Linked DNA regions of Homo sapiens: region 1 is linked to region 2. Evidence: read pairs that join two places in POLR2A ChIA-PET (ENCODE). Cell type or tissue: HepG2. All regions are shown on one strand. Each heading gives the region's core, and the rest is flanking DNA. Links, peaks and the distances in the headings are about the cores only.

Evidence for each region. Peaks named below come from ENCODE experiments on the same cell type or tissue, not always from the same donor. Only the 100,000 strongest peaks of a DNase experiment are listed, where the experiment ranks them.
Region 1: POLR2A ChIA-PET joins it to region 2 with 10 read pairs; 9 of 35 experiments call an interaction of 5 or more read pairs at or near these places.

Annotation. Positions count from the first base shown.
Region 1 is chr5:132,869,460-132,877,711 of GRCh38, reverse strand. It overlaps LEAP2 (liver enriched antimicrobial peptide 2), which reads right to left and starts at 4,044. Exons shown (of 3, transcript NM_052971.3): 1 at 3,961-4,044; 2 at 3,623-3,762; 3 at 2,666-3,302. The coding sequence starts at 4,017. The coding sequence ends at 3,266. AFF4 (ALF transcription elongation factor 4) reads left to right here. Exons shown (of 21, transcript NM_014423.4): 21 at 1-2,317. In HepG2, for the core only: no CTCF peak of the experiment used is centred there; a DNase peak (open chromatin) is centred at 4,171; H3K4me3 peaks cover 2,390 bases.
Region 2 is chr5:132,797,751-132,813,637 of GRCh38, reverse strand. It overlaps SOWAHA (sosondowah ankyrin repeat domain family member A), which reads right to left and starts at 336. Exons shown (of 1, transcript NM_175873.6): 1 at 1-336. The coding sequence starts at 16. RefSeq lists a silencer at 4,867-5,161. In HepG2, for the core only: a CTCF peak has its summit at 6,070 (motif pointing left); DNase peaks (open chromatin) are centred at 3,477, 5,007 and 6,187; H3K4me3 peaks cover 1,071 bases.

The DNA.
Region 1 (8,252 bases), core at 1-8,000, 67 kb before region 2:
TTGTTATAAATGAAAGTTCTGGCTCTAGAGGCCAGTACTCTGGAGTTTCAGAGCAGCCAGTGATTGTTCCAGTCAGTGATGCCTAGTTATATAGAGGAGGAGTACACTGTGCACTCTTCTAGGTGTAAGGGTATGCAACTTTGGATCTTAAAATTCTGTACACATACACACTTTATATATATGTATGTATGTATGAAAACATGAAATTAGTTTGTCAAATATGTGTGTGTTTAGTATTTTAGCTTAGTGCAACTATTTCCACATTATTTATTAAATTGATCTAAGACACTTTCTTGTTGACACCTTGAATATTAATGTTCAAGGGTGCAATGTGTATTCCTTTAGATTGTTAAAGCTTAATTACTATGATTTGTAGTAAATTAACTTTTAAAATGTATTTGAGCCCTTCTGTAGTGTCGTAGGGCTCTTACAGGGTGGGAAAGATTTTAATTTTCCAGTTGCTAATTGAACAGTATGGCCTCATTATATATTTTGATTTATAGGAGTTTGTGTCTGGGTCCCAGGAACATCTACTGGGGATGACTGTTAGGCAGCTTGTGATGATGTTTTTTAAAAAACCTAAGTAACTTGGGGAGACAGAGCATTTCAAACCCATATAGACACCTATCATACCTGTATATCCCCTAATACATGGAACATAAATTTCATTTCAGCTTTATGCATTAATGTATTGAAGAGGCAGGCTTTTTTTCCAGTAATAATACTGTACATCTAAGGTTGCTATTCAGTAAAACTAATAGAAGAGATAATTATTGAATACCTTGGAATATGTAGTGAGAAGAGGCCAAATTTTTCATGTTTGTGAGCATGTCTTTCAGATACTCGCTAATGGAGAAATTCACTTTAGACCTCTAGACCCCAAAACCAAGTTAGCAAGTGACAAAAAGTAAATTATTAATAGTCTGTAAAGTGGATGCTGGTCTTACAAAGCTCCTATTCACATGAACCCTATGGTTAATTAGAAAGAACTTGCTGTCTCCAGAAAAGGGAATGGAAATAATAACTATGTATCTTCTTTTCATGTAATTTGGTCACAGAATAAGGTATTCAAGTTAAGTCTAATCCAAGTCTTAGAGATCTTTAAGTATCCTAAAATAGCAGCCTAAGTAGTCATCATGTAAAGAAGTTGACTTTCAGGAATGTCAGCATTGACCTCTCCTTGCCACTGTTACTCAGCTAAACATAACTTGCCATTCTTAAAAATAAAAAAGCTCCCACCCAGAAACTCTAGTGATACTCAGTTTTGACCTCTTACTGCTTCCATGTGGGACTTCTTTTCAGCTTTTAACCATTGGAATTTTCTACCTGCTATGTTCCTCTCTGGAAAATATCAATTTGGAAATGCTGCCTTTCAAATCAATGCCATGATCATCCATATTGTTGAGTTTGTTGTTGGTGTTCCAGAAGTGTCCCCATTTTACAACTTTATGCACACACCTGGCAAATCATTAACATGAGCATTCAACAGTACTGGGATGGGTGGGGTGGGGGTAGGGGGCTCACCAACAGAACTGGCCAGTTGACATTGCCTGAAAAGGCACCACCTTTAAGGGCCAGTTGTGGGGTTGGTAAGCACAGTTATGAAAATTTCTATCTAGCCTCCGTTTTGAATGGTTTTAAGAAATTTTGTATATGGAGGATGGAAATGCTTATATATTTATTGAAAATCCTTTTATTTGAAATTAAAATTATTTGGTATATAATTGTTTGATATTTGGGGAGGGTTTTGGAGGGGAGATAATGTCACTGATAAATTAAAAGCCTGTTGATTTTGCAGAAAGGTACTGTTAGTGACTGATAAGGATGCCTTTGTTTTGTACATGAACCAAATCTTTGTTTTACATTTCTTTTATCCAAAATATTTAGGCATCTGACATTTTCAACCAGAATTTCAATTATATACTGTGATTTTTATTTGTTGCAATACATTACAATTTCAGAGGTACTTTGGGGCTCAAAAGCTAGGATTTCTAAGTCAGTATGTGCATTTCACACGATAAAGCTGTTAATGGTGAGCAAAGTATTATATACTAACTAGATTTTTCCACATCTGTATAGTATATTATATGTATTTTGTGGTATTGAGAGTATAGAAAGTTTAGAGTGTCAAACATGCGTTTAATGTGTATTTTTAAACAAATTTATGGCAATTAAAATATTTGGAGACAAGGGTATCACATTTCAATTTGTAAAGATCTTTTTAACTCTACTGTGTCATTAAGATGCTTTGTACAATGCCAAACCATAGTTGGAGAAACTAAGTTTAATAAATATCAAATAGATTTTCTGTATTAAAGTTACTGAACACTGTACTCTTTATATTTCTTCAACTCTGAGCCCTTTTCATGCAATTCCTGTTTTGTGTCTTAAGGTCCGTTACTACTCTTTAAAAGTCTGTTCCCACCAGCTGAGGTCTCATTTTCTGATTACAGAAATTCTGAACTTGCTGGCCATGGGTCCTTGTGCATATGTCAAAATTCACCTTGTCCCAACAGAAATCTTAAATCTCTTTTGGTGCTTTTGGTGGCTTGGGCTTTCATTGCTTTATTAAACTAGATTTTTCTCTCTGTTCTGCCTTATCTTCAGACAGCCATAGACAAACCTGGGTGCTTCATTAGATGGCAAGTGCTTGACCATCTTTTTTTTTTTTTTTTTTTTTTGAGACAGAGTCTCTCTATGTCACCCAGGCTGGGGTGCAGTGGCATGATCTTGGCTCACTGCAACCTCCACCTCCCAGGTTCAAGTGATTCTCCTGCCTCAGCCTCCCAAGCTTGACCACCTTTGACACCTCCCTGAAGAGTATGGAGTGAAGGGATCCAGGGCCACAGCTTAGGAACTTGCTGAAGTTGATTACGTAGCTATTGATTATGTAGCTCTCACTACACTTTCCAGATTGAGAAGTTAACACATTATTGGGCAATGCTGTTTTTTTCTTTAGTATACAAAATGAATCCTTCTTTCCCTCAAAAGCTTGAATTCCAGACTGCTAAAATTTCAATTTGAGACATTTAATAGTATCCATAGAAAAATAAACTCTAAATTGACAAGTTTAGTTATGCTTATCCATATATCAACATTCTAAGAAGAAATGGAGACCAATTTAAAGCGTACATCTGCCTTTAAATATTAAAAATACAAGATTGCTTCACTTGGGTGTCTCCAGCCAAAATGCAGTTAATCAATATTCCATAGAACGGAGCATTGTCGGAGGTGACTGCTGTCCTTTCTTTCCCTGGTATGTACATCATTCCTGGGCCACACTTAAGGAACAGCGTCTTTTTCTAGGGGAAAAGAAAGGGTAGTTTTTTAAGACTGGGTCTAGGAATGACCAGGGCCACCTATGCTGCATTTCCTTCCTCTTTGCTTGATCTGTCCAGTCTCAGGAAAGACTGAAGAATGGAAAGGCACCACTCTTTCATGGTACCCACATAGAGCTGTTCTTGGCTCCTAACTCCTAAGGGATTTTCCATGGAGCTCCCAGTCTCAGTCTAGAACTCCTCCATCCCAGCTTTATTCTTAGGTTCATGTGTCCCCTTGTCACTCCTCTGCCCAGCTTCCCAGGGCTCTCTGGCCCAACCCTGCTCCCAGGTTCAGGGAGTACCTGCATAGCCTTGTGATACACTCAGAATCATCCCGGCAGGAGGCTCCAATAGGCCTGAGGGAAACCCCTCTCCAAAATGGGGTCATTCTCCGTGGCCTTCTCTTTGCCGAACTCACTTCTGGTATTGGGGAGCCATCTATCTGTAAGGGCAAAGACATTCAGATATGAAAGTGTTGACACCCTGCTGCACACCTTGGAAGAGTGATCATTCCATTCCGCAGATGCTGTAGACTCAGAACAGAGGAACCATTCCTCAGGACTGAATCTAGCTTTCAAGTTCCACCACCACTATCATCTCCACACTCCACACACACACATAAGTATCCTTCCCTCCTTACCTGGCCCAACAGCAACAGGAAGATCATGAGGACTGCACAAAGTTTGAGGTGCCACATCTTGACAGGGGGAGGATGTTGGAGCCTGAAAGCCAGGGACAGTTCCTACTTCCTTTTATAGACTGACATCAACTCTTGCATTGTTACTGGGTGAGATGGGGGCAAAGTTTATATTTGTAATCAGAATCAATTTAATAAGTTAATGTCTACCGGAGGAATGTGCTCAAGGGCCACCTTTCAGGCACGTTGTATTTACTGATCCCTCATCTGGACTTTGAGTGATTGTGTTGCTGGCATGGACCCTTTCGCCCATTTTACCAAAAGTCAGCACTGCCCTTCCTTCCCTTTGAAAGCCACGTGAAACCATTGAGGGAGGTCAGGCAACTAGCCACATTTCTATTCCAAAATAGCTCAGTGAGATCACTCCCATAGAATTCCAATAATGAAGTCTTCAGAAATAATGTTGGCCCCTTTCAGCCTTGTCTAGGAAAGAAGCACTGATCTATTGTGTACAGCCAATTGGATAAGGCCCTTATCTCCTTTCTGTGGGAGGATGCTTCAGCAAGGCCTACAGTTCCCCAGATCGTCCACTTGCTTAGATGGACTGTCACCCTAATCTGCACCTCTTTATCTCACTAGTAAAATGAAGACCCAGCTGTGGAAAGTTCAAAGTCTGGCCTCCTGCCCTCTCAGGGGAATGGCTGGATGTGAGACTTATTTGGACCACAGGTGAATTGAATAATTATAGGTTTCTTTTTGTTTTTAAGCACATGTAGATGAGGAGGTAACAAGATCTCCTAAATCAGAGGGAGAGCTTGTGTAGTGACTGTATTAAAAGCCTTGAATTATGGGCTTTCTTCCCAGTAGTTGAGTGGGGCCTTTCCTTCCGGCAGCTTCAGGGCAACAGGCATAGGGATGAGATACCTCCAAAGCCCAAAGCATCCATCAGTTTAAGTAGGAACTGCTGCAGATTTCTAGACCAAGGGAGGACATGTATCTAAACGATGGGTAGTTATGGGTACTCGTGAAATGACATGGGCATTTTAAGTTTGAGGGGAAAGCTGTGAATTCTGAGTAAGGAGACTGATTGGACTTTAGATCTTCCTATGACCTGGGAGGATAATAAGCTTAAGACAAAGACAACAAATTCTTTCTGCCGGGCATCATACTGAAAACTTGGCTAATACCTCTTCCCAAGGGCCGTCTCATCTTCACAGGTTGGGTATTTGGATAAGAACCTGCTTGTTCCTTTACTCCAGGAAAACGTGGAGGAGATGCACAACAGCTGAAGGTAGAAAAGGATGGCCACTGACCCTGCTGCCAGTCAGACAGAGGGAGCTTCTTGCCAAGGGAGAAGCAGATGGTTTGATGGACCTCAGAGCTGGAATTGGGCAGGATGTGACCACAGATCTGACTGTCCTGATTCTAGTCCTCTCAGAATCATGGAGCCAGGCCTTGAGGGGGATGCCACTGCATGCACTTTAGGAACATTGAGAAGAGACCTATATACCAACGAACCAGTTGAGACTAGTTCTCTGCTCCCTCCCTTCACCCCTAAGCTTGGATACTGGATGATCCCAGACAGGTGCCTAAACTGGGAACTTTTGCTGGGAGGGGAAGTGGCTATGTGGGTGACCTAGTGAGCACTGGGTAAGAACACAAATGATTAGATAAGCAAAGGACTGAACAACGTGATGTCCTAGAGCCAGTTGGGTCTGTGGCCTCAGTGTCAGCCTCCCCTTTACCAGTCTAGAGTGATGTGCCAAATGGGATTTGGAAACTGTTCATCCAAAAGATGAGTAATTCTCCTAATCCTCCATTTCTGCCTTCCTGTACTTCTAGCAGGATCAAACTAGCATGGTGTTAATTTGTAAAGCTGATAACACAGTCAAGGAAAGAAAGAGCTTGAAGCCCTTGCCCCTCTGTGTGTAGGCGGAAAGGACCATTCATCCTCATGAGTGTGACAACATTGCAGAGGCCTTTGGTTCAAGCCTCTATGTTGTATGCCACCCTCTCCCCAAAAGAAAAAACCATTAGTCACTGTCTGTGGAAGGAACCACTGTTGGGGAAGGGGAAAGTATTTTAACATGTCTACGTGAATGCTAGTTGTTTTAGTTAAGTATGGAGCAAAAATCAAACTCAAAGCAACATCCAGGCAGCAGTTAGCTGAATTGGCAGTATTTGTCCACAGCCATCCCATACTTGAGAGACTGTGAAGGCCTCTTCTTGAAATTAAAAAAAAAAAAATTTCATGGATTCTACAATCAAGTATTTTGCTCAGTGAATATACACGTAACTGCATGCTCCTTCATCCAATAGAAAGGCCTAAGTAGCCTTTAACAGTTGCAGCCGTAAGAAGGTAGAATGCTTGGCTGGTAAGCAGTAGCCTGGGGTCTACAGAGTGCAACTGCCCATAGGCCAGCCCTTCCCCTTTTTGGGCTTTAGTCTCCTATTCTGTCAGTTTGGGGGTTCAAATGACTAATTTACAAGAAGAAAATGAGACTGAAGCAGATTTGATAGCTGAGAGCTTGGTAACTCTGGATACAACTCTCAAGAGATTTTATGCTTCTGAGGCAAATGCTTAGGATGAAATGGGAGAAAGAGGGTATAGCTACATGAGCAGCTGTTTGAAACACATTCCAGGTCGATCACTAGGAGTTGGCAGTAATTGGAAACTTTTTGCTGTCCCTAAGCAGGAGGTGCCTAATAAAAGATGAAAGACTCTGAAATGGAAAAACTTTACCAGGTAAAATTTCAACAAAAGGTCAAGGTGTATTTGCTTTTTTGCTAGCTGGAACTGGCATAGACTTTTGGGCCTACCTTAGGCCTGCATTTTGAGGACTGCCTGCAAACTAAAAGAGCAAGGGCATTCCTTTCATCAGACTCTGCAGCCCATAGATAAAAACGCTTGTGGGGGCAGGAGCATTTGGAAAAAGAAAGGTCAAATGGAGCAAATGGTTGTGCCAGAGTAGCAGGTAAGGGATCCATACCCAGGACTGGAGGCTCCAGATGGGTTACCAGCACTGAAGCCCACAGCAGCTGTCTTTCCTTCAAAGGTTTTACTCAGGTTCTCCTCTGAGGATTTCTGCAAATGTCCCCTAAAATGATCCCAGGTCATGTATAGGAGCACTGAACTACTAAAACTCACCACATTCCACACACCCACCACCTCAGCACTCCTGCCACACAGGTGAGATCCATTTCCCCAAGCTTAGAGAGGGAAGCCCTTTGATGAGACACAGGCTTAAAGCAGACTAATTTCATCCAAAGCAGAAGCTCCACACATCACAGGGCTTACGGCAGAGTCATCTCAGTAGAGCACTCCTGGAATAAAAAGAATAGGCTTGGTGCCTGGTTTGGGCTGAGAAAAGGGATTTGGATCTTTTGAGCTGGTCTCTCCAAAGGAGTCAAAGAACCAGGGAGAAATAGTCTAAGTGTAGAACAAGGTGAGCAAGATGGGAGAGGGTGGCCGTCTACTTCGGCGGGTTGGGGCAAACACCAGAGGGAGAAAGACATTAACGGCCTCTCAAAGCAGTGGTCCTCCTCTGGGCTGTGAACTCTTTGAAGCTATGCAAGGTAAGGATGGGTCCACAGTTTTCATCATTCTCAAGTCTATGACCCAAATATGTTGCAAGACCTGGGAATAAATCTGGACAAAGAGGCAAATGGGAAAATTGGACTGTCTTTTGGGGGTGAGGTAGAAGAGTTCCTCAGTTAGTTGCCCTGTGTTAAGCCCGTACCATCTTGCCAGACACTTGTCACTCATTTCACCATCACCACAACCCAAGAACTTTATAATATTTCTATTTTATGGGTGAGAAGCTTAAGGCTCATGAAAGTAGGTTTCTTGCCTATATCACATAATGAGGAAGTGACGGGCTAAGAGGACGAGCCCAAGACTGTAAGACTCAGCCTTTTCCCCGTATCCTGCCTCACAATGTAGTTTATCTTTTAGGTTTTGTTTTGAAGTCTCGCTCTGTCACCCAGGCTGGAGTGCAGTGGCACAATCTTGGCTCACTGCAACCTCCACCTCCCAGGTTCAAGCGTTTCTGCCTCAGCCTCCTGAGTAGCTGGGATTATAGGCGTGTGCCACCACACTCAGCTAATTTTTATATTTTTAGTAGAGACAGGGTTTCACCATGTTGGCCAGGCTGGTCTCAAACTCCTGACCTCAAGTGATCCATCCACTTCAGCCTCCCAAAGTGCTGGGATTACAGGTGTGAGCCACTGTATCCGGCCATGTTTTGAAGTATCTTAACTTTTGATTCTTAAAAGGCAATAGCAGTAATTAGGAT
Region 2 (15,887 bases), core at 2,985-10,984:
CGGCGGCCAGCGCCATGGTGGGGCCCTGGGTTCCTGGCTCCCGGGGCGGGTGGGCGCCGCGTCGCCGCGGGACGCGCGGGAGCGGGGTTCCGGGAGGCGCGGCCGCGCTCACCTGGTGCCTTCCCCGCGGCCAGCCGGGCGTGTCCCCGAAGCTGGACCTCGGTCGCGCCAGTGCCGCTGGGCCGGGGCGTCTCGGGGCGAAGGGCGCCGGGGGCCGCGGGGAGCGCCCACCCCCAGCGCCCCGCCGGGCCCCGGCCTTCGGGGTAGGTTTCTGCCTTTGTATTCTGTCCAATGGGCGCCTGCTTCCATCCCCCGCGCCGCGCTCGCCTTACAGGTGACAGCTGCCCCCGCGATGCAGAGGGAACCGGAGCAGAAATTCCCGCCGCCCCCCGCCCGCCCCAGAATTAAAGGCGCAGCGCTCCAGCTCTGGTCTCGGTTGCTAGGTGGGTGTGTTCCCTAGGGACGCCGCGGTCCGCCAAGGAGGAATGGATTTTTATTCCTTTAATAAACATTTAACCACTGCAAAACACCAAGCGATGATTTCAGAACAATCTTTTTTTTTTAAAGGTCGTCAATACCACTCCAGTTTTTTTTTTTTTTTACTGTGTTTCATGCAGGAAAACGGCTTCATGAGATTTACAGCAAAACCAATTCACTCTGCGCGGCAATGCACGTTACTCTAGGTTTAGAGAGACGTTTTCAAAAGCAATTTTCTCATGGTAAGAGAATACATTTTCACGTAGAATTTGGGGTATAAAACCACAGGAAACATAAACATAACAGGAAAACATAGAGGAAAACATAAAGAAGGAAAAAAAATCACTTGAAATCACCATTAACATTTTGAAATATCCTCTCCCTGTCTCCCATGTGTGTATGTATGTTTATGCTTTAAAGTAAGAAAGCAATGCGGAGTCATGCCATGGTTTTAAACCTTCGTTTGTTCCACAGATAGGTATTGAGCACGTAGTTTGTGCCAGGACTTTTTTTTTTTTTTTTTTGGCTAAGATGCGTCAGTTAGCAAGACAGATTTAAAAACCCGTGACCTAGTGGGGCTCATGTGTTGGAGGAGAACAGAAGCATATGGTGAATCCGAAAACTATATGATATACTAAATACATGCTATGAAAAAAGCACAGCGGGGTATAACGGATGAGGGTCAGGTTGCAATTTTGATCTGGGCAGTCAGGATAGTACTCGTTGTGAAAGTGACATTTAAACAAGGACTTGAAGGAGATCAGGGAGTTATGTAGACGGGGAAGAGGTTTCTAGTTGAGGGAACTGCCTGGCAGAGGTAGAATCAGTTCCTTAATTTAAAATGCAGGCCGGGCGCGATGGCTCACGCCTCTAATCCCAGCACTTTGGGAGGCTGACTTGGGCGGATGATCTGAGGTCAGGAGTTCGAGACCAGCCTGGCCATCATGGTGAAATCCATCTCTACTTAAAAATACAAAAATTAGCTGGGTGTGATGGCACGCACCTGTAATCCCAGCTACTCCGGAGGCTGAGGCAGGTGAATCGCTTGAACCCGGGAGGTGGAGGTTGCAGTGAGCTGAGATGGCGCCACTGCACTCCAGCCTGGATGACAAGAGCAAGCCCTGTCTCATAAATAAATAAATAATTGCAGTACTACAAATATATCTAACCAGAAGCAGCATATTGTAGTAGCTGAGAAAACAAGACTCTGGAGTCAACATTCTACACTTGAGTTCTGGCTCTACCTTGGGCAAATGCCTTGACTTCTCTGTGCCTCAGCTTTCTTGTCTGTAAAGGAATGAGGAAAATAGTACTTACCTGCTCAGATGGTTGAGAGAATTAAGTGAGAAAATAAACACAAAAGACTTAGCATAATGCTTGGCTTACAGTAATCATTTGAATTATTATTAGTAGTATAGTCACTACTATTAGTATTACTCAAAAGGAAAACAGAAGACTAAAATGTAAAGGGTCCCCTTTCCCCAATCCAATCCCCAGGGGCAATTTCTGAGTTCAGCCCTGTCCCCAAGATGCAAACAATTTAAACATTTCCCCCTCACTTTATATTGTGAGCATTCCTCCCAATGACAATAGCTAGTCTAGTCTTCAAAAACATACAACTTTTAATGATAGCATCAAATAAATGTAGTATTATACTTTGTTTTCTTGTTCTTCATTGTTTATATTGTTTCTAGTTTTTAATTCTTATAAATGATGCTGTTGATATATAAGACTTTGTGCACCTTTCTGAGTAATTCCTTAGGATAGGCTCCTAGGAGTAGAATTCGCAGGGCACGCACCATCACACGCAACAGCATCACACCCAGCTAATTTTATTTTTATATTGCCCAAGCTTGTCTCAAACCCTTGGCCTCAAGCGAGCCTTCCACCTCAGCCTCCAAAGATTACACGTGTGAGCCACTGCATCTAGCCTTACCCCAGCGCCCCCCCTTTTTCTTTTGAGATGGAGTTTTGCTTTTGTTGCCCAAGCTGGAGTGCAATGGCGCAATCTTGGCTCACTGCAAGCTCCGCCTCCCGGGTTCAAGTAATTCTCTTGCCTCAGCCTCCCAAGTAGCTGGGATTACAGGCATGTGCCACCATGCCTGGCTAATTTTTTATTTTTAGTAGAGATGGAGTTTCACCATGTTGGCCAGGCTGGTGTCGAACTCCTGACCTCAGGTGATCCACTCACCTCAGCCTCCCAAAGTGCTGGGATTGCAGGCGTGAGCCACTGCGCCTGCCCTACCTTACCCATTCTTTAGACTCACCTCAAGGCCCACCCCTGTAAAGCCTTCTGCAAACTGCCTCAGGTGTATCGTGCTCTGCATTCCTCAATAATTTATTTCAACAAACATCTATTGGATATCTTTGGGTGCAAGGCTGTAAGCCAGATACTCTGGGTAGAAGATACAATCTGCCTTTGAAGAGCTTACTGCTTAGTGGAGAAGAGAAAAACATTAAGTACAATTAATTATGTGACATAGCCAAATGAAATGAATGCTCCAGGTACTTACCAGAGCACGTGGGGGATGGGGGGTGAAGGGGTGGGGAAGGATAGGGAAGAGGGAGGACTGGGACATCTCCAAGAGGCAGGCTATGAGAACAGGATAGGTGAAAGCTTGAAAGTGGGACTGTGGGCCGGGTGTGGTGGCTCACACCTGTAATCCCAGTACTTTGGGAGGCGGAGGTGGGCAGATCATGAGGTCAGGAGATTGAGACCATCCTGGCTAACATGGTGAAACCCTGTCTCTACTAAAAATACAAAAAAATTAGCCGGGCATGGTGGCGGGCACCTGTAGCCCCAGCTACTTGGGAGGCTGAGGCAGGAGAATGGTGTGAACCCGGGAGGCAGAACTTGCAGTGAGTCAAGATAGTGCCACTGCACTCCAGCCTGGGCAACAAAAAAAGAAAGTGGGACTATGAAGGCTGAATTCAGGGTAAAGAGTGTCCAGTGTGTTTGAAGTTCAGGGTGTGTGCCAGGGATATGGAAAAATATAATGTTGGAAAAGTCATCTGGGGTGATGGGTGAAGGGCCTTAAATGGTAGTTTGGACTTTGCCCTGTTTGCAGTAGAATGTCATTGAGAGCTTGCTTTCTTCTTTTTAAAAAGTGGCTTTATTTTCTGATTATAGAATTAATGTTTTTTCCAATTCTCAATAGTTTCTAAAATATAAAAAGAATATGTCACATGTTAGAGAGCCACTTGATATTTTTTAGTTTATGCTGTGAGGAGTTTTTCTCTGTACATCCATAGATATATACACAACCATCTACACCATTTGGTACACATGGGATTAGACCGCGTGTTGCTAAGAACCCATGTTACCTTAGTCAAGACTGGTGTGGCGAATGGGCGGAAGAGGGGACCCTGGGGAGGTAGTGGCAGGGTCCAGTGGAAGACGGTAGGGCTTATCAAGCTCGGACAGTGGATGGGTGCCAAAGATACTTCAGAAACAGAACTTGCATTATATTGTCTTGTTTTCACTTTTAAAGTTATATTCCCTTTGTTTTAATTTTCATTTCAATAGCTACTTTTTATATTTTATTTTCCTACCTTTTTCTGGGCCAATTGTTGTGTTCCTTGAAAAGTCATTTCCATGATCTCATAGGTAGTGAAGCTTCAACTTGGACTTTTGTTACCATCTCTTGTCTCCAAGAAGAGAGATGAGGGAGAGCACTCTCTGTTAAAGATCATTATTGATTTATGTGGTTTGAACTAATTTTGACTATGATTGTAACCCCCCAATGGATTAATTTACCTTGCCCACTGCCTAGACAGAGCCGATTTATCAAGACAGGGGAATTGCAATGGAGAAAGAGTAATTCACACAGAGCTGGCTGTGCAAGAAGACCAGAGTTTTATTATTACTCAAATCAGTCTCCCTGAGAATTTAGGGACTGGAGTTTTTAAGGATAATTTGGTGGGTAGGGGGGCCAGTGAATTGGGGGTTCTGATCGGTCAGGTCAGAGATGAAATCACAGGGAGTTGAAGCTGTCCTCTTGCATTGAGTCAGCTCCTGGGTGGGGGCTACAAGACCAGATGAGCCAGTTTACGAGCCTGGGTGGTGCCAGCTGATGCATCAAGTACAGGGTCTGCAAAATATCTCAAGAACTGATCTTAGGCTTCACAATAGTGACGTTATCCCCAGGGGCAATTTGGGGAGGTTTAGAATCTTGCAGCCTCCAGCTGCCTGACTTCTAAACCATAATCTAATCTTTTGGCTAATTTGTTAATTCTACAAAGGCAGTCTAGTTCATTTTGGGAAAGGGCTGTTACCATCTTTGTTTCAAACTATAAACTAAGTTTCTCCCAAAGTTAATTTGGCCTATGCTCAGGAATGAACAAGGACAACTTGGAGGTTAGAAGCAAGATGGAGTTAGTAAGATCAGATCTCTTTCACTGTCTCAGTTATAATTTTGCAATGGTGGTTTCATGATCGCTAAGAGTAGACAAGGATTAAATACTGATTGAACAGGAATTGCTAGTACAAGCCGTTTATTGACAGTGCTTAACAGGCTTCAGGCTCTGAGCTACATAAGGAAACTTGGCCAAGGTCACAGTTAACAATTGGCTGAGCTCAAACTGGAACCCCAGGCTACCTGCCTATGCTCATTTACCATGCAAAGTTAGGTCACTGATGATTTAAAATTGATGTTCTGAATGTTTAATAAATAAAGTAGGGAAAAACTCCTCACAAATACCTTACTTAAACTTTTATTTATGCTTGTGCTTCTGAACATACTCTGCTTTAATATTTTAAGTGATAAGTTTATAGTTTGAGCAAACATTACAGTGAGGATGCTAATGACATCCAGTTCCCCAGGCTGCTTTTCAGTTTTGATGCCCTGTTGCCAGTGAGGCCAGAGAATCAATTCTTCCAGTGACCCAGCAGTTTGCCCGCAACATTAGGAAAATCAAATATAAAATGTATATTTATAGCAAGGATAAAATTCCATGATGTGTCTTGAACATGGAGAATGAAATAGGAAGGCTATTTGTTCTTATCTCAGTATCTTAAATATGAAGCAGATCAGGGTAGAGGCCCTCTGTAATTTTTAAAGCTACAATATTTAAATATAAAATAAAATAATTTCATAATCTTATGCTATGTTACATTACATTTATATTATTATTTTTGAGACAAAGTCTCGCTCTTGTCCCCTAGGCTGGAGTGCGATGGCACGATCTTGGCTCACTGCAACCTCTGCTTCCTGGGTTCAAGTGATTCTCCTGCTTCAGCCTCCTGAGTAGCTGGGATTACAGATGCCTGCCAATGGTATTTTTGTGTTTTTAGTAGAGACAGGGTTTCACCATGTTGTTCAGGCTGGTCTCAAACTCCTGACCTCAGGTGATCTGCCCACCTCGGCCTCCCAAAGTGCTGGGATTATAGGCGTGAGCCATCACGCCTGGTCTGTATTCTGTTCTGTTCTATTCCTTATTCCAATCCACACTACCCTCTGAACCCCATGCCTAGGCCCCACCAAGAGCTGTAGCGGATGCTTAATGTTTGTAAATGTCTTCTCCCCTACCATGGCAGTGCAAATCAGCTCCTTCCATTGCGTTTATCCAACGCAGCCTGCCACCTCTGCCCCCTGGTGTCTCACCAATACATCTCATCTGTAAAGAAGAGTTCCTCCGGTCCCAGGAGGCAGGAGCTCCAGGGACTTGAGGGGGATGGGCTGCCCAGCAGTGGCTGTAAAGGGACTTTGCCCAGATATCAAGCTTTTGCGGTCAACTTCCGGAACAAATCGTGCTTTGTTCTTGCTTCCAGCCCAGGGGAAGCAAAGGGGACCTCTCTCATGCCTGCAGCTTGTTAAGCCCACTTCTCTCTAAGGTCAAAAGAACTTTATTTCTAAATCTGAGTGAAAGTGTCAGCTCACGTGTTTCTGCTGTAGACTGAGTTTTTGACTCTGCAGTTCATTTTTCAGGCTGCTGCTTCTCTGATTGCTCAGACTATTGCTTGGTTGCTAAGTAGGGAGCCACAGACCTGGTCCACGGAGACTTGGAAAGCTGTGTCCTGGCTTCATGAATCTCCAGCAGTTGGTGCCCTTTGCTACCCATCTTTAATCATCCCTTTCAGTCCCTTGCCTTCTCAGGTATGAGGTGTTTTTTGTTTGTGGTTTTTTTGAGACGGAGTCTCGCTCTGTTGCCAGGCCGGAGTGCAGTGGCACAGTCTCGGCTCACTGCAACTTCTGCCTCCCGGGTTCAAGGGATTCTCCTGCCTCAGCCTCCGAGTAGTTAGGACTACAGGCGTGTACTACCATGCCCGGCTAATTTTTTGTATTTTAGTAGAGACGGGGTTTCACCATGTTGGACAGGATGGTCTTGAACTCCTGACCTCGTGATCCGCCTGCCTCGGCCTCCCAAAGTGCTGGGATTATAGGCGTGAGCCACCGTGCCCGGCCTGAGTTTTTATTTAAAAGAGTATACCTGCTCCCCTACCCCTGGGACATTTGGGGGGTCAGTTTTTCTTTTTCTTTCTTTCTTTCTTTTTTTTTTCTTTTAATGGGCAACACTTCATTCCATAAAATAGAATACGTGTTCCCTGGGGTCAGCTTTTCTTTCATGTGGGACACCGTCTGAATTAGGAAGGGCCTAATCTGAGAGGCCTGCAAAATGCTAGTCTTTTATTGTTGTTGTTGTTGTTGTTGTTTGAGACAGAGTCTTGCTATGTTGCCTGGGCTTGTCTGGAACTGCTGGGCTGAAGTGATCCCCTGCCTCAGCCTTCCGAGTTGCTGAGATGACAGGCAGCTGTCAATGTGCCTGGCTCAAAGTGCTGTTTATTTTTATTTTTATTTTTATTTTTTATACTTTAAGTTCTAGGGTACATGTGCACAACGTGCAGGTTTGTTACATAGGTATACATGTGTCATGTTGGTTTGCTGCACTCATTAACTCGTCATTTACATTAGGTATTTCTCCTAATGCTATCCCTCCCCCTGTCCCCCACCCTCTGACAGGCCCCGGTATGTGATGTTCCCCACCCTGTGTCCAAGTGTTCTCATTGTTCAGTTTCCACCTGTGAGTGAGGACATGTGGTATTTGGTTTTCCGTCCTTGTGATAGTTTGCTCAGAATGATGGTTTCCAGCTTCATCCATGTCCCTGCAAAGGACGTGAACGTATCCTTTTTTATGGCTGCATAGTATTCCATGGTGTATATATGCCACATTTTCTTAATCCAGTCTATCCTTGTTGGACATTTGGGTTGGTTCCAAGTCTTTGCTATTGTGAATAGTGTCGCAATAAACATACATGTGCATGTGTCTTTATAGTAGCATGATTTATAATCCTTTGGGTATATACCCAGTAATGGGATGGCTGGGTCAAATGGTATTTCTAGCTCTAGATCCTTGAGGAATCACCACACTGTCTTCCACAATGGGTGAACTAGTTTACACTCCCACCAACAGTGTAAAAGTGTTCCTATTTCTCCACATACTCTCCAGCATCTGTTGTTTCCTGACTTTTTAATGATCGCCATTCTAACTGGCGTGAGATGGTATCTCATTGTGGTTTTCATTGGCATTTCTCTGATAACCAGCGATGATGAGCATTTTTTCATGTGTCTGTTGGCTGCATAAATGTCTTCTTTTGAGAAGTGTCTGTTCATATCCTTTGCTCACTTTTTGATGGGGTTGTTTTTTTCTTGTAAATTAAATTCTTTGTAGATTCTGGATATTAGCCCTTTATCAGATGGGTAGATTGCAAAAATTTTCCCCATTCTGTAGGTTGCCTGTTCACTCTGATGGTAGTTTCTTTTGCCATGCAGAAGCTCTTTAGTTTAATTAGATCCCATTTGTCTATTTTGGTTTTTGTTGCCATTGCTTTTGGTGTTTTAGTCATGAAGTCCTTGCCATGCCTATGTCCTGAATGGTATTGCCTAGGTTTTCTTCTAGGGTTTTTATGGTTTTAGGTCTAACATTTAAGTCTTTAATCCATTTTGAATTAATTTTTGTATAAGGTGTAAGGAAGGGATCCAGTTTCAGCTTTCTACATATGGCTAGCCAGTTTTTCCAGCACCATTTATTAAATAGGGAATCCTTTCCCCATTTCTGGTTTTTGTCAGGTTTGTCAAAAATCAGATGGCTGTAGATGTGTGGTGTTATTTCTGAGGGCTCTGTTCTGTTCCATTGGTCTATATCTCTGTTTTGGTACCAGTACCATGCTGTTTTGGTTACTGTAGCCTTGTAGTATAGTTTGAAGTCAGGTAGCGTGATGCCTCCAGCTTTGTTTGTTTTGCTTAGGATTGTCTTGGCAATGTGGGCTCTTTTTTGGTTCCATATGAAGTTCAAAGTACTTTTTTCTAATTGTGTGAAGAAAGTCATTGGTAGCTTGATGGGGATGCCATTGAATCTATAGATTACCTTGGGCAGTATGGCCATTTTCACAATATTGATTCTCCTATCCATGAGCATGGAATATTCTTCCATTTTTTTGTGTCCTCCTTTATTTCATTGAGCAGTGGTTTGTAGTTCTCCTTGAAGAGGTCCTTCACATCCCTTGTAAGTTGGATTCCTAGATATTTTATTCTCTTTGTAGCAATTGTGAATGGGAGTTCACTCATGATTTGGCTCTCTGTTTGTCTGTTATTGGTGTATAGGAATGCTTGTGATTTTTGCACATTGATTTTGTATCCTGAGACTGCTGAAGTTGCTTACCAGTTAAAGGAGATTTTGGGCTGAGATGATAGGGTTTTCTAAATATACAATCATGTCATCTGCAAACAGGGACAATTTCACTTCCTCTTTTCCTAATTGAATAGCCTTTATTTCTTTCTCTTGCCTGATGGTCCTGGCCAGAACTTCCAACACTATGTTGAATAGGAGTGGCGAGAGAGGGCATCCCTGTCTTGTGCCAGTTTTCAAAGGGAATGCTTCCAGTTTTTGCCCATTCAGTATGATATTGGCTGTGGGTTTGTCATAAACAGCTCTTATTATTTTGAGATACGTTCCATCAATACCTAGTTTATTGAGAGTTTTTAGCATGAAGCACTGTTGAATTTTGTTGAAGGCCTTTTCTGCATCTGTTGAGATAATCATGTGGTTTTTGTCATTGGTTCTGTTTATGTGATGGATTATGTTTATTGATTTGCATATGTTGAACCAGCCTTGCATCCCAGGGATGAAGCCGACTTGATCATGGTGGATAAGCTTTTTGATGTGCTGCTGGATTTGGTTTGCCAGTATTTTATTGAGGATTTTTCGCATCGATATTCATCAGGAATATTGGTCTAAAATTCTCTTTTTTTGTTGTGTCTCTGCCAGGCTTTGGTATCAGGATGATGCTGAGCCTCATAAAATGAGTTAGGGAGGATTCCCTCTTTTTCTATTGATTGGAATAGTTTCAGAAGGACTGGTACCAGCTCCTCTTTGTACCTCTGGTCCTCAGCAAATGTAAAAGAACAGAAATCGCAACAAACTGTCTCTCAGACCACAGTGCAATCAAATTAGAACTCAGGATTAAGAAATTCACTCAAAACCGCACAACTACATGGAAACTGGACAACCTGCTCCTGAATGACTACTGGATAAATAATGAAATGAAAGCAGAAATAAAGATATTCTTTGAAACCAATGAGAACAAAGACGCAATGTACCAGAATCTCTGGGACACATTTAAAGCAGTGTTTATAGGGAGGTTTATAGCACTAAATGCCCACAAGAGAAAGCAGGAAAGATCTAAAATCGACACCCTAACATCACAATTAGAAGAACTAGAGAAGCAAGAGCAAACAAATTCGAAAGCTAGCAGAAATAACTAAGATCAGAGCAGAATTGAAGAAGATAGAGACCCAAAAAACCCTTCAAAAAATCAATGAATCCAGGAGTTGGTTTTTTGAAAAGATCAACAAAATTGATAGACCACTAGCAAGACTAATAAAGAAAACAAGACAGAAGAATCAAATAGACGCAATAAAAAATGATAAAAGGGATATCACCACCAATCCCACAGAAATCAAAGTGCTGTTTTAACCATTTCTTTAGTTATGAAATGGAGTCCCTGCTTGGTCAAGGTGGATGAATTAGCAACTCAGAGGTCAGACTTGTATTCCATGCAGCTTCCCATTGTATTAGTCTGTTATCACTCTGCTGATAAACACATACCCAAGACTGGGTAATTTATAAAGAAAAAGAAGTTTAATGGACTTACAGCTCCACGTGGCTAGGGAGGCCTCACAATCATGGTGGAAGGTAAAAGGCACGTCTCACCTGGAGGCAGGCAAGAGGAAACTTGTGCAAGGAAACACCCCTGTATAAAACTATCAGATCTTGCGAAACTAATTCACAATCACAAAAACAGCACAGGAAAGACCCACTCCCATGATTCAATTACCTCCCACGGGGTGCCTCCCATGACACGTGGGAATTTTGGGAGCTACAATTTAAGATGAGATTTGGGTGGGGACACAGCCAAACCATATCACCCATGCAGATGGGCTTGGAGATTACAGCACCAAATGTCTGGAAATGTGAAATCCACCAACAACATTCCTTGTTGAAACAACCTTGTCCTGGCTTTAGAGATGACAGGTAGAAATAACTCAATTATCCCCTAAACTCTTGTTGTACTAGTGTACCATGTTTGCTTGTCTTTAGAGATGGAATCTTACTATGTTGCCCAGGTTGGGTTTGGAACTCCTGGGCTCAAGTGATCCTCCGGCCTCAGCCTCTCAACTAGGTGGCACTACAGGCATGTGTCACTGCACCAGGCTTAGTATACCATGTTTAATTTGCCCTCTATTTAGCAACTTGGTTAAAGGTAGGAAAAAATCCTTAAACATCAGCTTATCGGGTTTCCTATTCAATGATTCCAAGAGCTAATTCACAGAGAGCTTAAAATAATTTGAAGTAAGCAGTAGTAAAAGACTGAATGTCAGGTGTTGATTGACAATCTCCTTTCTAGAGGGGAGGTGTTTCGGGGAGGAGTCAAGCTAGGTCTGTGTGGTGGAGGGAGCAGGACATGAGGTGGGCGGCAGGGTGGGTAGGCAGCCAGATGGTCTAGAGATTCTCAGAAGATCTGCTTGCTTGCCACTTTGAGACCATCAGCTATGTAAATATTGGAGAGTTTTATTTACAGCCTTCAGAGGAATAATTTGTGATACTGAACAACGAGCAAGAAACAGGAAGGTGAACTCTACCTTTGAGGGTGTGTGGTCTGGGGAAGAAGTCATTGATAGTACTGATTTTACTTACCTAACTAAGCATCAGTGAAATATTGGCAATGCTAAATGAAAACAGGGATGAATGCAGGTCTCCTTTCAGCTACCTATTCCCCGGGTGGCCCAAGTTCCAAAGAGTAAGAGTCTATGTCCTCATGAGTTGGGGTATAGCTCTAAATATTTGATAAATATTTACAATGATTAAATGGCAAGAATTTGTCACATAGTAGTGACTGTGGTCACTTTGAGTTTTTTTTTTTTTTTTTCAGAATGAGGTCCCAGGTTACTGTCTATGTACCTTATGTTCAATAACTATTGATAATGACAAAACAGTAACAATTCTTCACATGGCAGTGACTCTCATTGTATCAGAAGGCAGCTAGGCACACCACTATAACCACTATAACCATTACACCACCAACGCCACTCTCATCACTTGGATTTTTCCTTTTCAAAGTGGGATCAGAGGTTACTGTCTACATACCTGACTCTCATCCTAGGGTGAGAGTCAATTAACACCTTGGATATGTTACAGTAGGTTGAAGTGGTTTGAGTCTCATGATTTCAGGAGCTAGAAGTGGGGCCGTGGAGAGGGATGTTTTTCTGGAAGTTTTCAGAATGTAAACTTCTGGTTACCTGTTACCTTCCCAGATGTTGATGAATGGAAGTAAGCGTAGCACAGTTAGCAGCACAAACATTTCCACTACTAACCTTTAGGCAGGGAAGGTTTCTCCCCTAGAGCCCTCAGAGGGAGTGGGACCCTGTTGACACCTTAATTGGGGACCTCTGGTCTCCACAACTGTAACAGAGTAAGTTTCTGTTGTTTTAAGCTACTCGGTTTGCAGGAATTTATTATGGCAGCTACAGGACTTCAGTTCCAGATAAAAATGGCTGGAGCAAGAGCAAGGAACAGCAACAACAACAAAACACAGATTATGCTGGGGGCACTCAGCAGGAAGAAAGGCTCTGCTTCCCCCAGAATAAGTTTCTGTCTCTAAAACACAAGCTCTTGAGCATTTGTTTATTAGTGGTAAGAGGCTAGAGGCTGCAGCTTGGTTATTTATGCATGGCACTGTGTTTCTTCCTCTCTTCTTCCTTCTCCAATCTTTGTCTTCATTAGCAATGATGATAGAATTTCCTGGGCAAAATAATCCTTTATTTTTTAACTGGAAAATTTTGGCAAAATGTCACAATGTTCTAGTGTCCTAAAAGCTCAACATACTGGGGCTTAGGAACTTTCCAGGGGAGAGACAATAAGACCACAGTCTGCACAGAGCCTTCTGTGTGGCTGTGACAGCGAGGACAAAAACAATCACATTAATGTTGTTCGTTAGGATGGGGCTTTTTTGCTGCTGCTTTTTCATGGTAGTTTTTCACTATTCAGTCTAAATTTGTAAAGACCATTGTTTGTTTCCATTAAGAGAAACTGTTTATGTCTCAAAGTTAACCCATCCTAGGTACTATTTGTTATTTTCCATTCAGAAGATGTAGTGAGTTAGATGGTAGCCCCCTAAAGATAAGTCTATGTCTTAGAACCTGTTAATGTGACCTTATTTGGAAAAAAGATCTTTGTAGATGTAATTAAATTAAGGATCTTGAGATAAGAATATCCTAGATTATCCAGGCAGGCCCTAAATCCAATGACAAGTGTCTTATAAGAGACAGAAGAGGAGGGCCAGGCACGGTGGCTCACACCTGTAATCCCAGCACTTTGGGAGGCCGAGGCAGGCAGATTATTTGAGGCCAGGAGTTCGAGACCAGCCTGGCTCACATGGTGGAACCCCGCCTCTACTAAGAATACAAAAATTAGCCGGGTGGTAGTGGCGCACACCTGTAATCCCAGCTACTCAGGAGGCTGAGGCAGGAGAATCGCTTGAGCCTGGGAGGTGGAGGTTGCAGTGAGCCGAGACTGCACCATTGCACTCTAGCCTGGGCGACAGAGTGAGACCCTGTTTCAAAAGAAAAAAAAAAAAAAAAAAAGAGGAGAAGACACAGTGGGAGAAACGGAGAAGGCCAAATGAAGATGGAGGCAGAGATGGGAGTGATGCTGCCAAGAAAGCCCAGGAACATCTGCAGCCACGTAAAGCTGGAAGTATTGAGGAGGGATTCTCCCCCAGAGCCTTCCGAGGGACCGAGACCCTGCTGATACCTTGATGTTGGACTCCTGGCCCCAGAACTGTGAGAGAATAATTTTCTGTTGTATTAAGTTACCCAGTTTGCAGTATTTTGTTATGGCAGCTACAGGAAACAAATACCGAAGGTTAGAAGGAAATGGTGGGTTTACTCAAATCTTGCTGGAATGGAAGATTCTATCCTGAAATATGAGTGGCATTCCTCAGGCCTTTGAACTCAGATGACCTGAGGCTGTGAGGAGATCTGGCCCAGGCATGTCTCAACTAAAGCTATGGCTTTGGCTGCATGTTGGAGAGTCTTGACGTGTGGATCACATTTTAGGAGCAAAACTTCCCTATAGCATAAAGGTATTCTGACTCCAAGGAAGGCTCCTCATTCTACAAGGTATTTGATGTGATAAGACAGGCCAGTAGTCACCTTTTTTTTTTTTTTTTTCTGAGACAGAGTTTCACTTTTGTTGCCCAGGCTGGAATGCAATGGTGCGATCTCAGTTCACTGCAACCTCCGCCTCCCGGGTTCAAACGATTCTCCTGGCTCAGCCTCCTGAGTAGCTGGGACTACAGGTGCATGCCACCACGTCCGGCTAGTTTTTTGTGTTTTTAGTAGAGATGGGGGTTTCACTATGTTGGTCAGACTGGTCTCGAACTCCTGACCTCAGGTGATCCACCTGCCTCAGCCTCCCAGAGTTCTGGGATTACAGGCGTGAGCCACCACACCCGGCCCAGCAGTCGCTTTTTACAGCCCTTGGGAGGGGTGTTTCTTGTTAGTTCCTTTGAAAAACTCCTGGTCCCTGCCTCCTCCTTCACCCATGCACTTTCTGGCACCCCACTACCACTCTGCATGGCCTGCATCTTTCTGGAATCATCTTCCATGTGGCATTCCAGGTAGCCATCACCAAGCTGATAGAGTTGACAAGATGAAACACCTTAGTACTTCCAGTTCAGAGCTAAAAATACAAAGGATAATAGGTGGCAGCTCTTGTTTTCTGTAAAACCATTTCCTGATGGAGAAGATACATATATAAACAGAGATCTGCGGGAAGATGTGCTCATGGATAGACAGTAGGGTTGGTGGGGGTGCAGTGGCTCACTCCTGTAATCCTGGCACTTTGGGAGGCCGAGGCAGGTGGATCACTTGAGGACAGGAGTTCGAGACCAGCCTGGCCAACATGGTGAAACCTCGTCTCTATTAAAAATATAAAACTTAGCTGGGCGTGGTGGTATGCACCTGTAATCCCAGCTACTTGGGAGGCTGAGGCAGTAGAATCACTTGAACCTGGGAGGCAGAGGTTGCAGTGAGCTGAGATCACATCACTGTACTCCAGCCTGGGTGACAGAGCAAGACTCTGCCTCAAAAAAAAAAAAAAAAAAAAGAAAAAAAAAAGAAAAGAAAAAAAAGGGATAGACGGGGTATCTTTTAGCTGTCTGGGACACCCAGAGAAGGAGCCCTTTTCCTTGGGAGAGTCTGAAGGCACTTTGAGAAGACATGACCTTGAAGCTGAGACCAGGAGCTCTGCAAGCTGAGATGGGGGAGGAAATCATTCCTGGCAGAGGAGCACAAGCAAAGGCATATAGTGTGTTTGTGGAACAGCGAGAAGTACAGGGTAACAGACCAGGGATGAGGATTGGGGGTGAGTGAGTGCAGAAACAGGTTGAAGAGGGTGGTTGGTGCCAGACCATTAAGGGCCTTACACATCCTTGATGACTAAAGCTGAACATGTCCCAGCTGAACTGGTTATCTTCTTCCCTAACCCTCCTTTCCCTCCCCCAGGGTTCCCCAGCTCAAAAAAAGGCACCATCACCCACCCAATCTGGGTCTGGCAGAGACCTGGGCATCTGTCATGATTCTTCTTCACCCTCTTTAGTACCTCCTGAATTCCTCCTGCTCTCTCCATTCTTATGCCAGGCCATAATCAACTCAGCCTGGACATCTGCTGCAGTCCTCCCTCCCCTCTCCCTGTTGTACCCAATCTCCTTGCTCCCAGTCTGGCTTGCCTCCACACTCTGTTTTCTGCTTACAGCCGGAGCATTCCATTTAGAAAACAGATTTAACCATATCACTTGGCTGTCTGTGTAAAACTCCGTAAGCTACTTTCAATGGCTCACAATGCCCTCTATG